Linked DNA regions of Homo sapiens: region 2 is linked to region 1. The links are chromatin contacts, found by Hi-C or POLR2A ChIA-PET in ENCODE. All regions are on one chromosome and are shown on one strand. The core of a region is the stretch at or near the end of the contact, and the rest is flanking DNA. Distances in the headings are between cores, read along the strand shown. Region 1 holds the start of GIMAP4 (GTPase, IMAP family member 4). Region 2 holds the start of ZNF775 (zinc finger protein 775).

Region 1 (6,576 bases), core at 1,672-4,171:
CAGAAAAACAATCAGATAGGCTACAACCAGCTGTTCTGGTGTGTCCATGTTGTAGGAAGCAGGAGGTAAGAAACTGTGCCGAGCCCTGGGTCAATCAGAGGATATTTAATCTCTCTTCTGCTTAGCTGCTTAGCCACACCATGGGCAGAAAGTGCAGAGGGTCAAGAAAGATGAAAGAGCAGGTCAAATGAGGAGAAAATGAGAAAAGAGGTTGGAAATATTTTTCTCCTGCTCAAATGGGGACTGGGTGGCAAGGCAGGAGAACCCCACCCCTATTCCCCCCCAAATCCCCCACCCCCACCTGCTAACCTCCCTGCAGCCTGGTCTGGGGAGCACTGAATGCCCTCTCACCATAACTGGCCCCTGGTGTGCTGGGGTTGAAGCTCATACTGCCGTATTGGGCTGCCATTGTCGCTTGAACTCCTGTAGATCAAGAAACATAACCATGTCATTTTAGGGAAATGGAAGCAACTAGAATCCCTGACTGCCTGTAGTCAACAACAACTTTCTTTTTGCCATGAGCTTGCTACATTGATTTCTCCTGCTCCATTTCCCAAAAGTCTCCTCAACCCTCCATTTTCAGTTTCATTTTCAGATTGTTCCTTTTTCTTTACACAAACATAAATGCTTCCAGTGCTTCCTCACAGGGGTTCTGGCCCCTTCCCCCCTCTATCTAGAGATTCGTGGCTTGGATGTGTTTATATGAGGTCTGTAGCCTACACCCTCCTCAGAGTTCCAAACTTTTATATCTCCCTCAGCTTATAAAAGTTCCAAACTTTTGTATCTCACTCCATTTGGCTATTTCATGGGCATCTCAAACAGAACCTGGCCGAAATTAAGCCCTGACCTCCACATCCTGTCTGCCTTCCTGGCTCCCCGCTCAGCAGATGGCACCAACATCTAGCCCCGTGGCTCCTGCAGAACTTTGGGGTCATCTACAACTCTTTTATCCTCTCTCTCTCATCAGCCCATCACCAAATCCTATTGATTCCACTTCCAAAAAACTCGAAATTACCCATTTCTCTCCATCTTTGTGCTAATACAACCCACTGTCAATTGTATACAACTTAACAGGCTTCTAATTGATCATCTCCCCTTCAATCCCTTTTCTACTCTACAATCAGATGTTCTTTTAAAACTAAAATTTGATATTTTTTCTTGTTTAAATTTCCTAGTGGCTTACTATTGGTTTCAAAATAACTGAAGTCCTCAGAATGGCCCATAGGCCCTGTGTGATCAGCTCTCTCCTCTCTCCTATGTGTGAGCCACACTACCCTCAATGTTCTGGAAATCTAGGCTCCTTCCACCTTCAAGGCCTTTGCAGTTATCATTCCTTCTCTTTGGAGCACTCACCCTCCAACCTAGTGCCCAGCTTGTTCCTGCTCAACCCGCAGGCCTCGGCTCTCCAGAGAGTCTTCCCCAACACCACTGTCTACCAGCAACACCCTCTGTTATGATCCACTGCACCCCAGAGGCTTCTTACAGAATATGTATTACTTTAGGAAGTTAATTGCTTGATTTTTTTACTGTCTCCTCTTATACTACAAGCTTTGTGATGAGAAGACCACATATGTCTTGTATTTCTCATTATTCCCTGGGGACAAGCACAATACTGGGCAAAGAATGGTTATCGATCATTGTTAAATAAATAAATGGATAATCTCCCTGCTTCTTGCCTTTGATTGATCATTATGTCCAGCCCACATCTGATCTGTGAAAATGACAATCCATTCCTTTATTAATTAATATGTAGTGTTATAGAAACATGGTATTAATTTTAAATGTTTTATTTCATTGCTACCTACAAACATTTTGCAATGGAGAAAGATATTTGAAGAACTCTTATTGGAGCAGACTTTGAACAAAACAGGCAGAAAATGGTAGTTGTTAAAGACAGAGTCACCTCATAGGAAGCCAACAAATATGAAACACTGTGAAAAGCCAGATATTTCTTTTGAATGACTATTTCTTTATCCTTCAAGAATAGGGTATAGGAAACAGCTTCTTGTAAACAAGAGAAATCATGGCATTTTTTAAAAATCAGCTTTGGTGGCTGGTGTTAGGAGAGAGGATAGGACACCAGCAAGAAGAAAACAATACTGTGACATTCTGGGTTTTTGTGACATTCTCTGGGTGTTTCTTCATATCCTCCTTCTAGTGTGTGGGCTCTTTAATGCTGCTCTGCTGTTAATAATTCAGAGGCAAAGCCAGGAGACTGTGCTTCTGTAGGTGCTGACTTCAGGTGGCTGAATTCTCCTCTCTCTGCCTAAGGAACAAGCACCCATCAGCATCCAGCTTCTCCTGAACTGTAGAGAGTCACACCAGGTGGCATCTCCCTCCTCCTACCCGCTAAAGGGGAGCTCAATGCCCAGTAAACCCAGGACTGTCCCTGAGGAGACAGTTTCCCTAACGGGCAGCTCCGAGCAGACAGTTAACCCTGTAACAAGACCTCAGACTGCAGAGCCTCCAATCCTGACCTGGGTGCAGTCTTTGTGGGGCCACATATGGAGCTGTGCCCCTTACACATCCCAATGTTCCTCTTCCCACCAGCTCCCCCAGAGCTAATTCTGTCCGCTCACCCAACTTTATCCCTGGAAGAATCAAAGTTTCTATATAAATTCCACAACCAGCGAGAGGAAACATTTATTTGTAAAACAAGTATCCTCTGAGCAGCAATCTCTGGAAGAGGCATTGATTTGTAGGGCTCAGCCTTGAAAACAGATCACAGCCTAAAATTAGCAAAGCCAGGAAACGGGAACCAGCGAGAATATAGTCTGAAAACATGTTTACCAGACGATTTAAGATACAGGTCCCTCCTCACCAAAATCGCACATTCGTCCCGACCCCCACCACACACACCCCTATTCCCTTACCTGAAAAATCAGGATCTTGCACCCCTCTCTGATTTTGCACACAATACTAAGCCAGGATGTTGAGAAACAGGAGAAGAGAGGAAGTGAGGGGAGGAGCTGTCCAGATTTACTTGTGCAAGGGACCTGCCCACCTGATCATCCAGCAGCTCTAATAGAACTTTCTGCAGGGATGGGGTTGTTCTGTGCTGTCCAAGATGGTGACCCTTAGCCACACGTGACTACTGAGCGCTTGAAATGTGACGAGTGTGATTGCAGTTCTGAATTTTAAATTTTATTTTGTTTCAATTTATTTAAAGTTAAATAGCTACTCCATTGTCAGAATTCTAAAAGGCAAAGTCAGGCAGAACAACTTGCACCAGGCATTTTCCCCAGAAGGAAAGAAGGAATATTCAGCTTGGTATGCCTGGTGGCTACCATACTGAACCTTGCAAAGGCTCTGCAGTGAGACAAAAAACATGGGTCATGCTGTGACATTCTGGAAGAAACTTCTGGGCCAAAACTAGAGAGTTATCAGTTATTCTGAAAGACCCTTGAGCCCCTGAACCCCTGCTCAGCACAACAGGCCTCCCAGCTAAGCCCCCATACCCCTTTCTCCCAGTACCTCAGGTATGTCCTCTGAGTCCACAGTGTGTCCTTATTTCCAGGGTATGTCCATGAGTCATCTGCTAGAAGCAAAAGAGAGTAAATGACTTTCACTGGACTGACTAGGATGGGCCCAAAATTCACCTCCTGAGATGGTCCTGGAACCACTGAAATATTCTAAACACTGACATCTGACACTACTTACCACTAAAATGGAAACTTTGAGAGTATTGTAATGGGGTCCCAGCTCACCGTTATAACCAGTTATTTTTCCATTGTAAAAGGGGTCTCAATTTACCATTATACCCCACAGCTGAGACCTTATTTAGAATTACATAGCACTTTAGTAATTATAAAATTGCTAATAATTCTAAAGAGAACTGTAAGAGAAAGACATACATTTCTTTGAGGATAGAATGTGATTGGCCCTGGGTATACAAGCACAGGATGGCTACACTAAAAAGCAGAACAAGGCAATGGAATACATCTTGCACCAACAGTAAGGATAATTTACATTCCAGAGCAACATGACTTAAATAACAAAGACCACTTGGTCCCTTGGTTTGACAGGCAAACGAAGGCAAGTCCAAAAGAACAGGCAGCATGAGAAAGCATCTCCGCGATTCTGAACTGAGATACCTTAAAAGACTAGGATTATATTTTGTTTCTGAAGCCTAAACCTGGCTAGAAGGTATATATTATTCTATTTAATTACAGAAATTGATGCAAAATATAGTATTTATTTTTAGTACTATTAAAGCACTGGATCATTACTTAGGGAATCTTTATTCAGGTTACAGGGATCACTGCAGTAGGAAAGTTCTCTGTTAGGGACTACATTTGCAGTGAGCACCACGTTTCATCTAATGCTTTAACAATAAAGCAATGTGTAGACAAAAATGTCTACATTAAAGATCCAGAAATGAAAACAATAATTTGTGATACCACATTAAAAATTTAGAAAAGGAACAGCAAATTGAACCTAAAGTAAGGAGGATGAAGGAAATACTAAAGGGAAGAAATCTTGAAACAGAAAAAAAAAATAGAGAAAACCAATAAAATCAAACATGAATTCTTTGGAAATAATTAATAAAATTGATAAGCCTCTATCTACATAAATCAAGAAAAGGGGCAAAACATACAGTATACAAGTTATTAATATCAGGAATGGGAACGAGATCATGCAGGCATTAAAGGGGTTGGGCCTGATCACCTCAACATCTAGCTCCAGTTAAAAAAGGGGGAGAATCAGGAGGTTATGTATGCTAACCTCCAAAAACATATGAAAGAGACAGTTCAACCTACTGCACCCTCAGGGGAAGCTCCGGAATGGCCACCCCCACCTAAGCCTTGTGAACTGCAGGCATGGGAGCCTGAGATGCCGTTTGCGGCACCTGTTATTGCACAACCTGCCGTTAACTATGGTAAAAATCAGACTCAGCCACCAGTTAATTACGGTTAAAAATTCAGACTTGTCCACCTGTTAATTATTCCAAAGAGATGCTTCAGGCTCCTCCCAACGTTAAATATGGGACAATTCAGGCTTCCATTCATCAGGCACGAGAAAGTGGGGACTTGGATGCTTGGCAGTTTCTGGTGACTGTCATACCAGAGGAGCAGCCTGGACATGCTCAGTCACACTGGGAGCCATTCCCTTTTAAAATATTGAAAGACTTAAGGCAAGCAATTGGACAATGTGGGCCAAATTCTCCTTATGTTCATTCCCTATTACAATCTGTGGCTTACAACCAGCACTAATGATTGAGGAAAAAATACAACAAGCTCCATTCACCTACAGGGGTTATTGCTCAGAGTGAGGACTTGGTTGAATGGTCTTTTTATAGTTCCAATGAACAAAAACCAGATTCGACAGGTTTTTATTAACTCCTTTAATTGGCAAGTAAATTTATTGGCAAGTTAATTGGCAAGCTGAATTCATAGGAAACCTTAACAATCATTATCCAAAAAATAGGATTTTTCAGTTTTTAAAATTAACTACATGAGTTCTGCCAAAAATTACCCATAATGCTCCCTTAGAAGGAGCAGTGACTGTATTTACAGACGGCTTTAGTTCTGGAAAGGCAGCCTGTGTAGGACCTAAAAATTGAATTATTCATACTAATTTCCATTCAGCTCAGAGGGCTGAATTACAGGCAGTTATAACTGTGTTGAAAGATTTTAATCAGCCTGTAAATATTGTCTCTGGTTCGGCTTACGTTGTTCAAGCCACTCTAAACATAAAAACTGCATTAATTAAGTACATTGTTGATGAACAACTTTATCAACTGTTTTCTTCCTTACAGAAGGTGGTGCATCATCAAGGTTTTCCTTTTCATATTACACACATCCAAACACATACTAATCACCCTGGGCCCCTTGTAAGGGCTAATAATCAAGCTGATTTATTAGTTTCTCCTGTACTCACAGATGCCCAAGACTTTCACTCCTTAACACATGTTAATGCAGCAGGACTTAAACAGAAATATCAAATCACCTGGAGACAAGCAAAGGACATTGTACAACATTGTCCTCAGTGCCAAGTATTACAATTACCACATCAAGGAACTGGTGTTAACCCTAGAGGGTTGGCACCTAACAAAATCTGACAAACTGACGTTACCCACATTCCTAAATTTGGTAAACTTTCTTACGTTCCTGTAAGTGTTGATACATTTTCAAAATTCATGTGGGCTACCTGCCAAACTGGTGAAGCTACAGCACGTATAAAAAGACATTTGCTTTCTTGTTTTGCTGTTATGGGCATTCCACAGGAACTTAAAACAGACAACGGGCCAGGCTACTGCACTAAATCTTTAGAAACATTCTTACAACAATGGGGTGTTCGACATAGTACTGGCATACCCTATAATTCTCAAGCACAGGCCATTGTTGAACTTGCAAACAGAACTTTAAAAACTCAATTACAAAAACAAAAGGCAAAGAGGGGGGAATACTCCACTCCCTATATGCAGCTACAACTGGCTCTTATTATTTTAAATTTTTTGAACTTGTCCAGAGATCAGTTTACAACTGCAGCAGAGCAGCATCTAACAGGGCAAAAAATAAATCCCCATGAAGGAAACCTTGTGTGGTGGAAAGATGTCAGAACAAAGACCTGGGA
Region 2 (6,576 bases), core at 2,211-4,710, 190 kb after region 1:
CCGTTGGATGACCTGCGCTGGGGTGGGATAAGTCAGCAGGAGCTGCAGCTGGCTGGAGAGACGTTACAGCAAGACAGAAAGCCCTAGAGACAATGAGCCTGTGTCCGGCAAGCCTGGTGCAGCCTAAGATCCTCAGGGCCTGGCCTGTGGGCTCTGGCCCAAGGGGATGCAGCGGGCCCTCTCCCCTTCAGCCATCTTTGGGTGACCCTCAGCCGCCACCTGGCTGGCTCCTCAGCCCTAGTCTCCCCCTAGAAGCCCACTGCCTGAGGCTGGCAGGGATGTCCTTCTCAAGGCCACCCTTCCTGGTCCCTCCCCTCAGGACCCCATGTCTTAATCAAGAACCCCAAGTCCCAGCCCACCCACCACTGAGCCGCTGCTAGTCCCTGGCCAGTCATTGCAGCGCTTTGAGCTCAGGTTCTTGAAGGCGCAGGTGAACGGAAATACCTGCTCCCTGAGTTTGGGAGGAGCACCACAGGGCGGCAAGCCTGAGCCGGATGCATCGGGCAGTATCTGTACAAGCCTCTCTGCCAGCGTCCCCGCTGCCACTCACTCCTCCTAAGCCATCACTCCTTCCAGCCAGTTGGGAATCTCAGAGGCCCCCAGCGCCACACAGGAGCCTCCACGCTCCACCATGCAGGAGGAAGAGGGTTTGCCACGGCTCTGGTTGTGGCACTGTCTGCAGAGCCCTCCACTTACCAGGGTGGTTCTGCATGCCCCTCCCAGAGGTCCCAGCCCAAACCAGGTGGGCATCCCCTCCCCCACCTGGAGGCCTCCATCCCCACACCCAGCATCAGGCACCCTGAAGCCTCCCACAACTCCCCTGTCCCACCCCCCATGACCCACCCTGCTCCTCTCCAACTTCCCGGATCCCACTCAGCACAAGGCCACCCCCACTGTGACCACTCTCCCAGCCCTGACCCTTCCCCTCTTCCTACTCCACCATCTTCAGACCTCAGTCTCCCAAACACCCCAGTCCTCAATCTGGGGAGGGAACAGAGGAGGGGAGCCAAGGGAAAGGGCGGGCCACTGTCCAACCCAAAGAACAGGCCATAGTGGAAAAAGCCGCTGAGAGGCCCCAGACAGGGACTGAGATTGGGTTTGCTTCTGGTTAGCCACATGATCCCAGGCAAACCACTTTCCTTCTCTGGGCCTCAGTTTCCCCACCTGAAAATGGAAATAACGCTTGCTCGTGGTACAGAATTGTTATATCAAGTGGGGCGGGGGCGGTGGGGGGTGGGGATGGCGGGACGCAAACAGTGTGAGAGGACTCTGAGAGACATTCCCAAGGTGCAAGACAAATTCGATTTAGGTCGTTGCTGTTGCCATCACCCGCTCCCCACTCAGGGTTATAAGAACTGTACCTCAGGGTATGAACAGCCAGCCTGGTTTCATGGCTTCAGTTTGCTCCCCTCGACATTCCCAGGAGACCTGATCTGCATGCAAGCAGGTCACTTGCCTTATCCACTATGCCTGCCCACCTCCCAGAGGTCCCCAATTCAACCCCAGCCATGATCCTGAGGTACCTCCTTCCAAGACTTCCTTCACCGGCCAGAGGTAAACACGCTTGCTGGAACTGTCCCACCCACACCTCCCCTGCGCCACACCCCTGGCCCCCTCCTCCTCACCCACCTCCCTTCAGAGGCGAGAGCTGCACTTACATTCCTCGGCCCCAATTCTAATATTCAGGAACCTGTCAGGGCCTGCATCTGAGCTGAAGGCCGAGGATAAACCCAGCTGCTAACAATCTCTGAAGAGGTGTCACATTTTAATTAATAAACACGTTTGCATCCCTTGCTGCATTCAAAGGACCTTGGGAAAGCAAAGTGAGATGGAGCAGGGACCCCTTCAGGCACCTGCTGTGCCCTCCAATCATGAAAATAAAGGAAAATCTTGAGTTCTTTCCAGGGAAATTCCAGGCACCTAGCTGGTCCTGAGAAGTAAATGTGCAACCTGATAAGAAGGTAATCGTAGCTAAAATAATAGCAAGGAAGTCAGACCACACGAAACGTGTGGTTGCCTAAAGAAACTAAAGGTAACATCTTAGCATATGTCCTTGAGTTGTTTTTCAGAAACCCAGACCCCCACCAAATGGACTTGCTGGCACGCACACCTCGGATAAGAGGGAACTGAGAACTCAACTCTGCTCATCTTTCCCCATTGCACCCCGACACGCCCCATCCTCTCGTGGCTCTTGAACTCACCGTGTCCTCGCACCCTGTGACCAACCTTGGAAGGCCCTTGCTCAGTTCTCCCCTTCCCAGCCCAGATTAGGGATCGCTTTGACCAGGAAGCCTTTTTGGACACACCAGGCACAGCCAGGAATCCCTTCTCTGTTTAACCTGTGCACCTAGGACCATCTACATGGAATCATCATTGTCATCAATTTGTTAGTCTGCACAAGACTACATGCATCTTAACACAGGGTCCTTCTCTCTCCCCTGCACCCAGTACAGGCTCCACACACAGTAATCCATTAATAAAAACTGTCATAAGGGAACACTTAAATAAAAGAAATTTCAGTACAAAACAGATTTGAAGCACGGAAGCATGAACCTTCAAGCTGAAAGGAGACAACTGCCATCTAATCTCTTCATTTTACAGATGAACATGGGAACAGTTAGCTGTGAAGCCTTGGGCTGTCGTCCGCCTCCAACCCCTGGGGCTCTGACCACACCCAGCCCCAGCTCAGATCATCTTGCTCAAAGGGCCGAAGGAGGACCCATCTCCACACCTTCCACATGTAGATATCCTCAACGTTCTTCACAGAGGGGATGCCCGCACCCCGCCCCACCGAGTTCGCGGCTGCTGTGCCCATCTTCCTAGAGAGGAGTTCTCCGCCACACCCGACACCACACACTTCCAACTTCTGCGGTGCTTCCCTCTCACTTATCTCCACCCCCAATCCTTATCCCCGCTCGTTTAATCACACATTTATTGGTCACCTACTATGTGTCTGTCACTCTGCAGCGAGCATTGGGGTTCCTGCCCCCAGAAACTGATCTATCAGGGAGGCGAACAGGGACGGGGAACTCGGAACAACGGGACAGCCCAGGAGAGACCGCCCGCGGGCGACCCCTCTACTCGCCACCGCGTCCTCCCTCCATTCTCACTAGCCTCCCTCCTAACCTCGCTGCCCTGGCCTGGCGCCCTCCCCACCCTCGGCCGCGCCCCTTTCCCCTCGGCTGTGTCGGGGCAGAGGGAACGCTTGAGACCCGGGGCTCGGGGGGCGCGCGGGGCTCGGGGCACCCCAGGCCCCCGCCCCATCCCTCCGCCCCAGCCCGGGCCGGGCGGAGGCAGCACGGGAGGAGCGGGGCCGGGCGCTGGTCCATCCCTCGCACCGCCCCTCCCCGCCCAAAATGCAGAGGGACTCGGAGGGAGGCGACGGGGAAATAAATACCTTTGACTTTGTGGCTAAGGTTAACGGGAACTGCCACCCCGAGGGCGACTTGGGCACCGGGCTCCCGGCCCTGGCCATTCCCGGGGCAGGCGGGGCGGGCACGGGTGCCTGATTGGCTGGCGGGCCTGGCCATCCCCGGGGCCGCCCAGCCACTCCATTGGCTGCGCCGCTCAGATGACCCGCCCGGCCCTATCGGAGCAGCCCGCGGGGCGGCTCCTTTGTTCTCTGGAGCCAATAGCCGAGGGGGGAGGGCTGACCTCGCCCCCGGCGGGCGCGCAAGGCCCGGGCGCCGTGAGCGCGCTAGCCGCCGGCCGCGGGGAGGAGACCTTGGGAGGTCGGGCCCCAGATGGCCGGCGGCGTCCTGGCACCCCTGCCAGGCCTGGACTCCGCGTGCGACCCCGTTGTAACGCCTGAACTCAGCGCACGTTCGCCGAGCGCCACAGCGCGCCGGACGCTGTTTCTCCCTGCTGGGGACCCATCAGGGCCCGGACAGAAACCCCGGCTGAGGCTGTGGCTGCCCTCAAGCCGCGATAGCCCCACCGTGGGGTGTGATAACTTTTAGGGTTCACTACGAGGGACCTTAGAAATCATTATACCCGACCCCTTCGTTTTCTGTTTCAGGGAGGTGGTCTCGCTCAGACCCCAGTGGCGCGATCATGGCTCAGTGCAACCTCGAACCCGTGGCTCAACCGAACCTCCCAACCTGCTAACTTTTTAAATATTTTGTAGAGATGGGGGTCTCGCCATGTTGCCCAGGCTGGTCTCGAACTCTTGAGCTTAAGTGACCCTGCGGCCTCGGCCTCCCAAAGTGCTGGGATTACAAACCCGCGCCCGGCCTAATCCCTTTGTTTTCTAGCTGAGGAACGGCTCTGAGGTTACGTTACTAGGTCGGGTTACTAGGTAGGGTTCCCGTGAGCGGAATCATCTCCGCCCAGTTGCCACCCCGGTCCAGACTGCCAGACCTTCAGGAAGGAGTATCTTCGCAACTCCCCACCCCATTGTAAGGAAATTCCTCACACTTCTCCCTCAAAGGGGGCGCAGCTGGGTCAACTCCCACTGGCAGGATGCTCTCCGGAGCTGCTAGAAGCTGCCTCTGGGGCATGAGGTAGATACAGACAGAAGCTGGGCCTCTGAGACTCTACAAACGGTTGCTGTTGGGCAGGCGGACCTTATTTTCTTCAGTCAACAGCTGATTAAACATTTGCCACAGGCCCGGCTGCGGTTTAGCCTCAGTAGCACAGCAGGAACTGGGGACTGAGATTCGATTTTGTCACTAACTTCATGTGTACTTTTTATAAAAGATACTTTTCTGTTTCTGGACTTTGACTTATTCGTCTATAAAATAGGGTTAATAATTTTCTAGTTGCCTGCATACCTTACTGAGTTTTTACCGTTAATTTGGTTATATTATCTATAGAAGGATTTGTAAAATACAAAATCATACACACCCTATAAAGAGGCCACACATCACTAGCTATCAACACTTTGGAGTCTCATTCTCCTGTTTATTTTTTTAAAGACGGGGTCTTGCTATGTTTCCCAGGTTAAAGTACAGTGGCTATTCACAGGCACAATCATAACGCACTTCAGCCTCAAACTCCTGGCCTCAAGGGATCCTCCCACCTGAACTACACCTGAGACTACTGGCATGCACCACCACACCTAGCTTATTTTCTAGAAGAGTACCTAGAAGAGGTTCTACGAAGGCTTGTGGAATACATTCCTGTTGCTGAGACCAGTATTCTAGTTCCAGATTTGCCACTGGCTACAAGTGTTGAGACAGAGCAGGAACCTCTCTTAGGGGTCTGCCACCAGCCCCCCATTCAATGCACGAAAATAAAGAAACATTTGAGTCCCTTCAAGGGAAATTCCAGGCACCTAGCTAGCCCTGCAACCAGCAATTAGGGAAGTGAATGAATGACCTGCTAAGCAAGAAAGTAGTAATAGTTTAAACAATAGTACCCAAATAAGAGTCACAAAACGTTAGCTTCCTTATAGAAACTGAAGATGACATCTTGACATATGTCCTTGAGTTGTTTTTCAGAAATTAGGACCCCCACCGGTGGGGGTCACTTCCACTCTCTGGGCCTGTTTCCTTCTTACAGAGCAGACTTCCTCCAGATTGGCATCCCATGACCAAGGGTATTTCAGAGGTGGAAAGAATGGAGAACCTCTGGGATCCTATTTCCACTAAGAAAAAAAATACCAGGGGGAGAGGCTGCATATGTGTTTGCAAATACACAGGAAAAAAGTGTTAGGAGAATACTCCTCAAACTTTTCTCAGTGTAAACAAAAAGGATTTTGAGAGTGGAATAGGGGAATGAAGGAGAACGTTCACATTATTATCTGAATTATTTATTTTTAAAGATAATTTAATGCTTTTGTAATTGTAGAAGAAAACAAAGAAAAACTGTGGATTCTTCAGAAGAGATGGGCAGCTCCTGCCAGCAGACCCCTACAACCCAGGCAGTCCTCCCCAGTGACTGCTGTGGTGATGAACCAGGCAGAGCAAGGGCTTGAGAACCACTGGGCCACCCACCAAGGGACTCAGGAAGGAACCAGGCACAATTTGACTCTGTTCCTGCTTTACCAGCCCCCTCAAGGCCACTTGTGTGACCTTTCCGTCCTTTGGACCTCTCTTTCCCATCCCCATAACAAGCAGTGGGCAGTGAAGCACTGACGACACCCACACCCCGCTTTCCCCATATCCCAGACTATTTCCTTTAAACGGGACTTTTCAAAAGGTTAGGACCCCTGGTCAGATCCCCTCTCACCCTCATCCTTGTCCCTAACGGCTCCAATACTAACCTAGGTGCCAACCCAAGGACCCGCCCCTGCTCCCTGCCCATCATTTCCAGACATCGACCTACTCTTTCCTGGCCATCTCCCCTTCCCTGGAAACCCTGTGTTCCCACAAAGAGAAAAAATGTGACTGGGGCTTTCTTGAGACCACGCCCTCTGCTCCCAGGCTTTGACAGATAATTTGCCATCAACTACACAGGTTTTTAAGTGGCTCCATAACCCCATAAACCAATATGAAGCTTTGAAGCTGTTCTTTCCATCCTACACACTTTAAGCCCCACCCACACAGTTGGCATTTAATACTTAACCAAAAACAGCAGCACGCAGCGTTCATCCACTAAGCACACAGCGGTTGTCAAGAGCACAGGTTTCAGGAG

What was found. A loop is a pair of places that touch in the nucleus more often than their neighbours do. ChIA-PET counts read pairs that join two places held with the same protein, here RNA polymerase II (POLR2A). Pooled maps may share reads with other maps.
Region 2: a loop to region 1 is called in a map of endothelial cell of umbilical vein, with 2.1 times the contacts of the local background. The contact joins the promoter of ZNF775 here to the promoter of GIMAP4 in region 1. A Hi-C loop is called at or near these places in 1 of 168 maps with a recorded cell type or tissue (endothelial cell of umbilical vein) and 4 of 50 pooled maps. POLR2A ChIA-PET finds 5 or more read pairs at or near these places in 1 of 52 experiments (naive thymus-derived CD4-positive, alpha-beta T cell).

The regions. Positions count from the first base shown.
Region 1 is chr7:150,563,735-150,570,310 of GRCh38, reverse strand. GIMAP4 (GTPase, IMAP family member 4) reads right to left here and starts at 2,921. Exons shown (of 3, transcript NM_018326.3): 1 at 2,874-2,921; 2 at 352-423. The coding sequence starts at 409. It overlaps LOC107986860 (endogenous retrovirus group K member 19 Env polyprotein-like), which reads left to right and starts at 6,209. Exons shown (of 2, transcript XM_017012936.2): 1 at 6,209-6,576. The coding sequence starts at 6,528.
Region 2 is chr7:150,376,214-150,382,789 of GRCh38, reverse strand. ZNF775 (zinc finger protein 775) reads right to left here and starts at 3,460. Exons shown (of 3, transcript NM_173680.4): 1 at 3,398-3,460. It overlaps ZNF775-AS1 (ZNF775 antisense RNA 1), which reads left to right. Exons shown (of 2, transcript NR_183445.1): 2 at 2,602-2,945. RefSeq lists enhancers at 1-948, 2,242-2,301, 4,312-4,471 and a silencer at 3,092-3,901.